2 separate regions of the Homo sapiens genome follow, and region 1 is linked to region 2. Evidence: read pairs that join two places in POLR2A ChIA-PET (ENCODE). Cell type or tissue: OCI-LY7. All regions are shown on one strand. Links, peaks and the distances in the headings refer to the core of each region. The heading gives the core; the rest is flanking DNA. Region 1 overlaps LOC105376360 (a long non-coding RNA gene). Region 2 has its middle 120 kb from the start of MIR6078.

Region 1 (4,403 bases), core at 116-4,115, 560 kb after region 2:
GTGGAAACTAAGAAATGATAAAAGTCAATAATAGTTTATATCCAACCCTACACAGGCTTATTTTAGACATAGGACTCTTCCCTTGCTTCCTGTACCTTTTTCTATGACTTGGGTTGGCTAACTGAGCCTGAAATCACCCTGGTGCCCTCAGATTGCTACCAAAACTCCACGGTTTCTCTTATTGTCCACTGGTTATTCATATACTCAGCATTTGAAGGGTTTCACAGAGTTTATAAGACACTCTCTGACACACAATGGTATTTAATCCTCATAAAGCTCTGGGAGGTAAGAGGACATTCATTATTATTCCACTTTTGTAGATGAGGGAAGGCATGATTCTGAAAGGTTAAGGGGTTGCTTTTGCAGCTGGCCAGCTGCCGTGGCTAGAAAACTGAAGCCAGAACTTGAAATCAGGATTTTAAGACCTAAATTCTATGTGAGGCTGAGGCAAGCGAATGGCTTGAACCAGGAGGTGGAGGTTGCAGTGAGCAGAGATCACGCCACTGCACTCCAACCTGGGCAACACAGAGAGACTCTGTCTCAAAAAAAAAAAAAAAAATTCTAAGCTCTTTGTAGCATTCCAACTCTGGGTAGACACACAGTAGGGCAGAGATGATGTCAACAGGAGGCTCCGGGGAGCCAGGTGTTACTTGATCATAACCAGTTTTATAACACCTGTATTACCTGAGAGGTGGCTTTACTTGTCATTGCTCATGTTAGTGACAACTTCAATCATTCATCCATTCATCCTTGCTGATCAAGGTAGCTAGTCACAAGTAATGGTTTCTATTTTAAGAAATCACTTATTTTGGGGGGATTGGGAAGATGTTGGTTAAAGGATACAGAATTTCAGTTAGGAGAAATAAATTTAAGAGGTTTCTTGTACAGCCTCGTGACTATAGTTAATAAATACGTATTGCGTACTTGAAAATTGCTAATAGAGGAGATTTTAAGTGCTCTCATCACAAAAAATGACAAGTATGTGAGGTAATGCGTGTGTTAATTAGCTTGATTTAGCCTTCCCACAATGAACACATAAATGAAATTATCATGTTGTATACCATAAATATAAACTTATTCAGAAATTACTCATCCTGGATGTCTGCCTCACAAAGTGATTTTTCTCCTGATTACCTTTACTCATTTTGGTTTCCTTTGCCCCAGTTATTTTGCTCCCCATCCCCCCGATTTCCACCAACTCCACCCATCCACCTTCTCCTCACGGTTATTCCAACTGGGACGCCCCTTCTTGCTGGTGGTAACTGTGAATGTTTCCCTCCAGGTCTAGCAGGCAGAACCCCACCTCTGGCCCTCTGGCCACACGAGGGAGGGATTTGCATAAACCCCTGGAAACACCTGCTAGCCCAGAAGAGGATCTTCAGCCACACTCATGAGCTCCCAACTCATTTAGTGCTGCATTTCACTTCTGTCCCCATTTTCCCAATAAAGAGATTCTCTCCTAGAAGAATGGGGAAAGTTCCATGTTAACCAATGAGAAATGGTACTAATTTGCCTTTTTCTCAAGCTTAAGAGGCTTACAACGGCGACATCTCCTAAACAAAGCTGCTTCAAGTCACAAAAGCCATGGAAAGCAACTTCCAGTACACACCTATACAGAATTATTTTTTTCTTCTCCTTTACTTGAAAATATTTCAAGGGGAACTAAGCCTAAAAGATTCTGGGCATTGGGTTGCTCAGGATACTAGAAAAAGAATCTTGCTGTTATAAACTGAGTGATCTCTGCATGACTCAGCATCCTCCTGGCCTCCTGTGGCCAGGCTGGAGGTCTCTTCTAAGCCTAGGTCCAGCCATGGTCCAGCAGATATCACCAATTCATATGCCATTTTCACTCAGGTCAACCAACATCCAATGCAGAGATAAGCACATGGTGAGGTTTTTCTCCTTGGGTGATCCCAAAGCAGAAGAGAAAGGGAAAGGAGAGCTGAAGGTATCTGTTCGGTCAGCCAACAGCCATCACCCAACGCGGGTTCTGGGCTGGAAGACTTCGGACTGATCTCTCTATATGTCAGCCCTTCAAGTGGTTCAATAACTGCAATGAAGAGTAGTTAATTGTTTTCTTCTTCCTATTTTTAATCGGGGTATTTGCACAGGCTTTTCAGTTTGGGTGCTCTGAGAAAGATTTATGTTTTCAGATTTCCTGTCTTCTAAATGTAATATATTGGCTACTATACAATCTGAAGATTCTGATAAGGATGGGGATGATAAATAGTAACGATCACAGAACTCAGTTAGCTCGAGCATATCAGAGTTTACCAGCTGTTTTCTTTGCCCTCTCTCTTTTACTCTTCATAACGCTCTAGGAGGATCTAGCATTTGTTCCATTCCACATTCCAGGACAACATCCAAACTAAACATGGCATTTTCTGAGAATCTTGCATTTCTCATCCCATGGACCAAATAAGGACGCTGACATTTTGAAATATGTTTAGCCCCAAACTGATTTAGTTTCAGGATAAATGAAAATGTGGAGTGCAGGGTTTCCAAAAAATTGGAAGCTTTGCAGCTACAGGCAAAGGGCGACAAACCCAGTAGAAAGCGGCGTCTCACAGCAGAATTACTCTTTCCACATACACCTGACGGATGGGGCTTTGGGTTATTTGGTTGTTTCTGGCCAGGCAGAATGGCTGAACAGACCCAGTGAGTCCTGTGTCCACAGGGGCTTGGGTGAGGCTGCCCAGGGCTGGACTTGCTGCCTGAACCAGAGCTGTCAACCAGGTTCCCTCTGCCCCTTCAACACATCCTACAAACGCACGGTCAAGAGAGCCTTCTCCGTGGGTACCCCACCCCATGCATGCTCTGTAAATTCACACTCAGGTTAGAGTTTACATGATTATCTCTCTGTTCAAGACCACTTGGAAGAAAAAGAAGCCAATTTCCAATAGCCCGAAGGCTATCATAAGTTTCGTGATTCAAACATGCATTTTTTATTTTAATTGAAATACTTTTATGGACTTCAAATTTAAGAAATTTGGAGTTAAGTTTGATGGGGATGGCATTGAACTTAACTCCAAATTTCTTAAGTTTAAAGTCCATAAAATTATTTCAATTAAAATAAAAAATGCATGTTTGAATCTTGAATTTTATGACAGCCTTCGGGCCATTGGAAATATCAAGCTACCAATGACTTTCTTCACAGAATTGGAAAAAACTACTTTAAAGTTCATATGGAACCAAAAAAGAGCCCGCATTGCCAAGACAATCCTAAGCAAAAAGAACAAAGCTGGAGGCATCACACTACCTGACTTCAAACTATACTACAAGGCTATAGTAACCAAAACAGCATGGTACTGGTACCAAAACAGAGATATAGATCAATGGAACAGAACAGAGCCCTCAGAAATAATACCACACATCTACAACCATCTGATCTTTGACAAACCTGACAAAAACAAGAAATGGGGAAAGGATTCCCTATTTAATAAATGATGCTGGGAAAACTGGCTAGCCATATGTAGAAAGCTGAAACTGGATCCCTTCCTTACACCTTATAGAAAAATTAATTCAAGATGGATTAAAGACTTAAATGTTAGACCTAAAACCATAAAAACCCTAGAAGAAAACCTTGGAAATACCATTCAGGCCATAGGCATGGGCAAGGACTTCATGTCTAAAACACCAAAATCAATGGCAACAAAAGCCAAAATTGACAAATGGGATCTAATTAAACTAAAGAGCTTGTGCACAGAAAAGAAACTACCATCAGAGTGAACAGCCAACATATAGAATGGGAGAAAGTTTTTGCAATCTACCCATCTGACAAAGGGCTAATATCCAGAATCTACAAAGAACTTAAACAAATTCACAAGAAAAAGATCAAACAACCCCATCAAAAAGTGGGTGAAGGAAATGAAGAGACACTTCTCAAAAGAAGACATTTATGCAGCCAACAGACACATGAAAAAATGCTCATCATCACTGGCCATCAGAAAAAGGCAAATCAAAACCACAATGAGATACCATCTCACACCAGTTAGAATGGCAATCATTAAAAAGTCAGGAAACAACAGGTGCTGGAGAGGATGTGGAGAAATGGGAACATTTTTTACACTGTTGCTGGGACTGTAAACTAGTTCAACCATTGTGGAAGACAGTGTGGCGATTCCTCAAGGATCTAGAACTAGAAATACCATTTGACCCAGCCGTCCCATTACTGGGTATATACCCAAAGGATTATAAATCATGCCACTTTAAAGACACATGCACACGTATGTTTATTGTGGCACTAGTCACAATAGCAAAGACTTGGAACCAACCCAAATGCCCATCAATGATAGACGACTGGATTAAGAAAATGTGGCACATATACACCATGGAATACTATGTAGCCATAAAAAATGATGAGTTCATGTCCTTTGTAGGGACATGGATGAAGCTGGAAACCA
Region 2 (4,403 bases), core at 89-4,088:
GTACCCACCAGCTACTTTTGAGACCAACCAATAACTGGTTAAACAAAGGACTTCTTGCATTGCATGCAAATATTGTATATAATTTTCAACACAATCTGTAACATAGATGTTGTCTGCTGCTATTATCTAGGCTTTGTTTTTGTTTTTTGTTTTTAACAGCTGACCAGAAGCAGCAATCTATAGAAGCTGTTTTAAATTAAAGTACTTATGTTAGGAAAACTCTTAGAAGAAAAGCAATGGTTTCCAGCAAGGCAAGAGAGGGGCAAATCGAAAAATAAATAAGTAAATAAATCATGTTGACAGATAATTTAAAAAACTTCTTCATAATAATGATCAATTGAGTCATCAAAAAATAGTTTAAAATCTTTTTAAGCCCCTCAGTTAAAAGAAATTATTTTTACATGTTTTAGAAAATAATATTCAATATATATTTTGAGCCTTAAAATTTTAAGTGGTTAACAGAAAAAAAAATACTTTTATCTTTGTTCAATATAGTTATAAAAATGAGAAATTCTTCATAAAAAGTAAATTGTGAATTTTAAGTTACAAAGTTAAATTCTGGCTGGCCGTGGTGACTTAAGCCTGTAATTATAGCACTTTGAGAGGCCAGGAGTTCGAGACCAGCCTGGCCAACATGGATAAAACCCCTCCTTAAAAAATACAAAAATTAGCTGGGCATGGTGGCACTCACCTGTGGTCCCAGCTACTTGGGAGGCTGAGGCATGAGAATCACTTGAGCCTGGGAGGCGAGAGCTGAGATTGCACCAGTGCACTCCAGCCGGGTGACAGAGTGAGACCCTGTCTCTCCCCATCAAAAAAAAAAAAAAGAAATTCTGAGTCTTATGGCACTGTGCTCTGTCACAAGGACACAGGCTTTCCCTGATTACTAGAATTCTAGCAGCAGTGGTCTGATGATAAATTTATAGGGATTTGATCAACTTGAGCAAAATAGAAATGTGTAATAATTAGTAAATAAAATACTGTATTATGAACTGATTAATTCTGAGCACAGAGGCTAAGGTCCTAATTTTGCATTATTGAAAATGTGTTCAGAAACAGTGCAGAGAGCTGAAAGGTAAATATAGATTGCAAAGGACTTGCAGCTCTTCAGGCCCCTGCCTTGACCAGCTGTTGTATTGGTATTGTATTTTCTTAAAGTAGATTATAGTTCAATTAGCTGAAAAACACTAATGACATGATTTCATGTAGTGATATATGATGATGATTCAGTATAAATCCTGTCCAAGAAACATAGTTTTTTGTTGACCTCTTTAAGTATTTTGGCCTTTTTGTGAAGATGTGAGTCAGTGCATTCCCAAGCAAATCAACACGGATATAAAGACATATCCATTATGTATGAACATGATGAAACGCAAGTGAAAATTATGTGCCTCAGTGGACTGCATTTTAAAATCTTATCGTTGTAACAAGGTTGAAACAGAATACTTAGCTGATGATGAAGTCAGTAACAAGAAGAACAGAATTAGATATTCAAATGTATTCACCCCATAACCTAAATCTGGTAGAAATTAGGAAAAATTCTCTGCTGAACCCCAGTTGAGCAGAGATTCTCATAATAACTGCTATGGTTTGAACGTTTCTCCCAAAGCACATGTGTTGGAAACTCAATCTCCAGTGCAGCCGTGTTGGGAGGCATGACCTGATAGGAGGTTTTGGGGTCAAGGGAGCACCGTCATCTTCATGAATGGAATAATGCCATCATTGCAGGGGTAGGCTTGTTATCACAGGAGTAAGTTCCTTATAAAAGGACAAGTTCAACCCCTTCTTTTTCTCATCCTCTCTTTGCCCTTCTGCCATGGGATGACTTAGTAAGAAAGCTGTCACCAGATGCCAGCTCCTCAGTCTTGGACTTCCCAGGATCCGGAACCATGAGCTAACAAAGCTTTGTTCTTCGTAAAGAACATACCAGAAAATCAAGAGATAACTTAAACTCCATGGTTTCTAAAAGAGCTGTAGTCAAATTGTATCATCCAAGACTCATGTGCTCTATTGCATGTGAACGAGGACAATAATAGCATCTGGTCCCCTGGGTGGCCTGTACTTCCCTCATTGTGCCCATTGTCCTCTCAGTGAGAAAGGAAGAGAAAGAGCTCTTGAATGTATTTGCAAAGAAACACACCTACATCCTGTTCTCATATTGTTTGAGATCAACGAATAATTGGTAAAACAAAGCCTTCCTTCTTGGCATTATGTGAAAATATTATATATGATTTCCAAGACAATCTTATAGGATAGATATTATTCTCGTCTCATTTTTCAGATGAGAACCAGGACAGCCAGAGAGTTTAAGCAATTTGTTCAAGGTTACACCTTAAATCAATAAGAGAGTGGACTTAAACCATGTCTAAATTTTAAAAGCCAGCATTCTTAACCATGAAGCTATATTGCCTCCCTAATGTGCTTGAAAGTGTCTACTTTAATCAGTCATGTTAGCACTGGATAACAACTCAATAATTGATGAAAATGGATAAAAATCAGTTATGATTGGATATTCTTTAAATTCTTAAAGGACAAAAGAGATTTTATGCCAGAGGAGACTTTGCACCCTTAGCGTATTTTTTTCTACCAATGCCAGCTAAAGCTTGCTTCATATAATACTTCTCAGGATCATAGGCTGACAGGGTGGTTTTCTCTCTTTTACCAAACACAGAGATCATACATTTAAGAATTACATGAAAATCTGCAATTATTCTTCTGGCATGACCTTTCCTCTGCTCCCAAACAGATTCTGTAAAACTCTGCCACAATGTGGAACGTTAAAGGAAAATAAGACGTTGTCTCAGCACCAGGATTCTTGTTCCTGAAGCTCTCAGCTTTTCTTAGCCAAGCAGCTTCTCAATTCTGAGGGCACACTAAGCAGTGAGGACATAGTTGTACATTACCCTCCCCTGGCCTGTGATGTAGGTAAGTGAAATTGTCATCACATAGAAGCTACAAACTGAAACATGTTCACAAAAGAATCAATGTGGATGACATGTCAGCCACTCTACCAAATCACATCCATAATCACATATTGCCAAAGACTAACAATGTTTTCCTCCCAAGTGAAAAAAAAATAACGTTTCCAGGTATCAGTGCTATCTTCTTTAGTTTATGAAAATAAATGAACATATTATTGCTGATTTTCTCACAAGTAAAGTCTTGAAATACCCAATATCTGAAAATGAACCAGAAGAAAAAGACTTAAAAGGAAGATTTTAAAACAAGCCGAGTATCGTTCTTTAAAATGAAATGAAAAAAAATGTTAATTTTTTTCGTGATGAGTCATCTTTTTTTGGATCGAATACACAATTCAAGTGTTACTAAATTCTTCAGCATCCTTGTCAATCTGTCTGCATTCAACACTCATCTTCAGGGGCTAACTCCGGTTTCACTTTTGCACGAACTCTTTGCTGTGGCAACCAATCCATAATGACTTCCCTTTTCTTGGAGATCCAAATGATCTTCATAACACTAAGTAATGTTTCAGATGTCCTTTCTACACATTACTGTTGTATCTACTGCAGCAGGAAGGGTGCCTACCACATGCATATTAACTGATAACATGTCTCAGCAGTTTTCATAGATGTTGCTTATTCTTGGATAGTGTGTCTCCAATTCACATTTGGGAAATTGTAGGGTTGTATTGACTCATTGGTTTACCCTAAGATAGAAGGGTGAAGATAGCTAAAATAGGGATTTAGTTGCACCTATATATACATATTTTAAAAATTGGACTGTCTAGTCTGGAAAATCCTTTTTTAATGTAGTCTAACACTGTTTCTTTTATTACATTCTCTTTCTAGACTCTATTGCTGAGTCTAAGAAAAAAGAAGGTATCTCCAAAAATGTACCAATACTTTACAGGTTGAGAATGAGTCTGATTTATTTTACTTTTTTATTTTATTTTATTTTATTGAGATGGAGTCTCGCTCTGTCACCCATGCTGGAGTGCAGTGGTGCGATCTCGGTTCACTGCAACCTCCACCTCCCAGGTTCATGTGATTCTCCTCCCTCAGCCTCCTGAGTACCTGGGATTACAGGTGCCTGCCACCACGCCCAGCTAATTTTTGTATTTTTGGTAGAGACGGGGTTTCACCATGTTGGTCAGGCTGGTCTCGAACTCCTGACTTCGTGATCTGTCCGCCTTGCCTCCAAAAGTGCTGTGATTACAGGCATCAGCCACTGCGCCTGGCCATAAGTCTGATCTTTTTACAACACCCTGCAGTTCTTCACTTCTTTGACTGCTGCCCCAATCTCAGCATCATGTGGAAATATGTATACTGGACCGAATGGAACAAGGGCTATCCTTATGGAGTGGACAGAATGGGCTGGCGTCACCCTGCTTCAGGTGTCGTGTTCACATCCTCTTCATGTTTATAGTCTTCAGCTTCACTTGCCTT

Evidence for each region. ChIA-PET counts read pairs that join two places held together with the same protein. Peaks named below come from ENCODE experiments on the same cell type or tissue, not always from the same donor. Only the 100,000 strongest peaks of a DNase experiment are listed, where the experiment ranks them.
Region 1: POLR2A ChIA-PET joins it to region 2 with 6 read pairs; 2 of 35 experiments call an interaction of 5 or more read pairs at or near these places.

Annotation. Positions count from the first base shown.
Region 1 is chr10:3,546,241-3,550,643 of GRCh38, reverse strand. The region is part of intron 1 of LOC105376360 (a long non-coding RNA gene); the gene reads right to left. Among named protein-coding and RNA genes, the nearest start is that of LINC02669, 46 kb to the right of the region's middle. In OCI-LY7, for the core only: no CTCF peak of the experiment used is centred there; no DNase peak of the experiment used is centred there.
Region 2 is chr10:4,106,541-4,110,943 of GRCh38, reverse strand. No RefSeq gene overlaps it. Among named protein-coding and RNA genes, the nearest start is that of MIR6078, 120 kb to the right of the region's middle. In OCI-LY7, for the core only: no CTCF peak of the experiment used is centred there; a DNase peak (open chromatin) is centred at 2,063.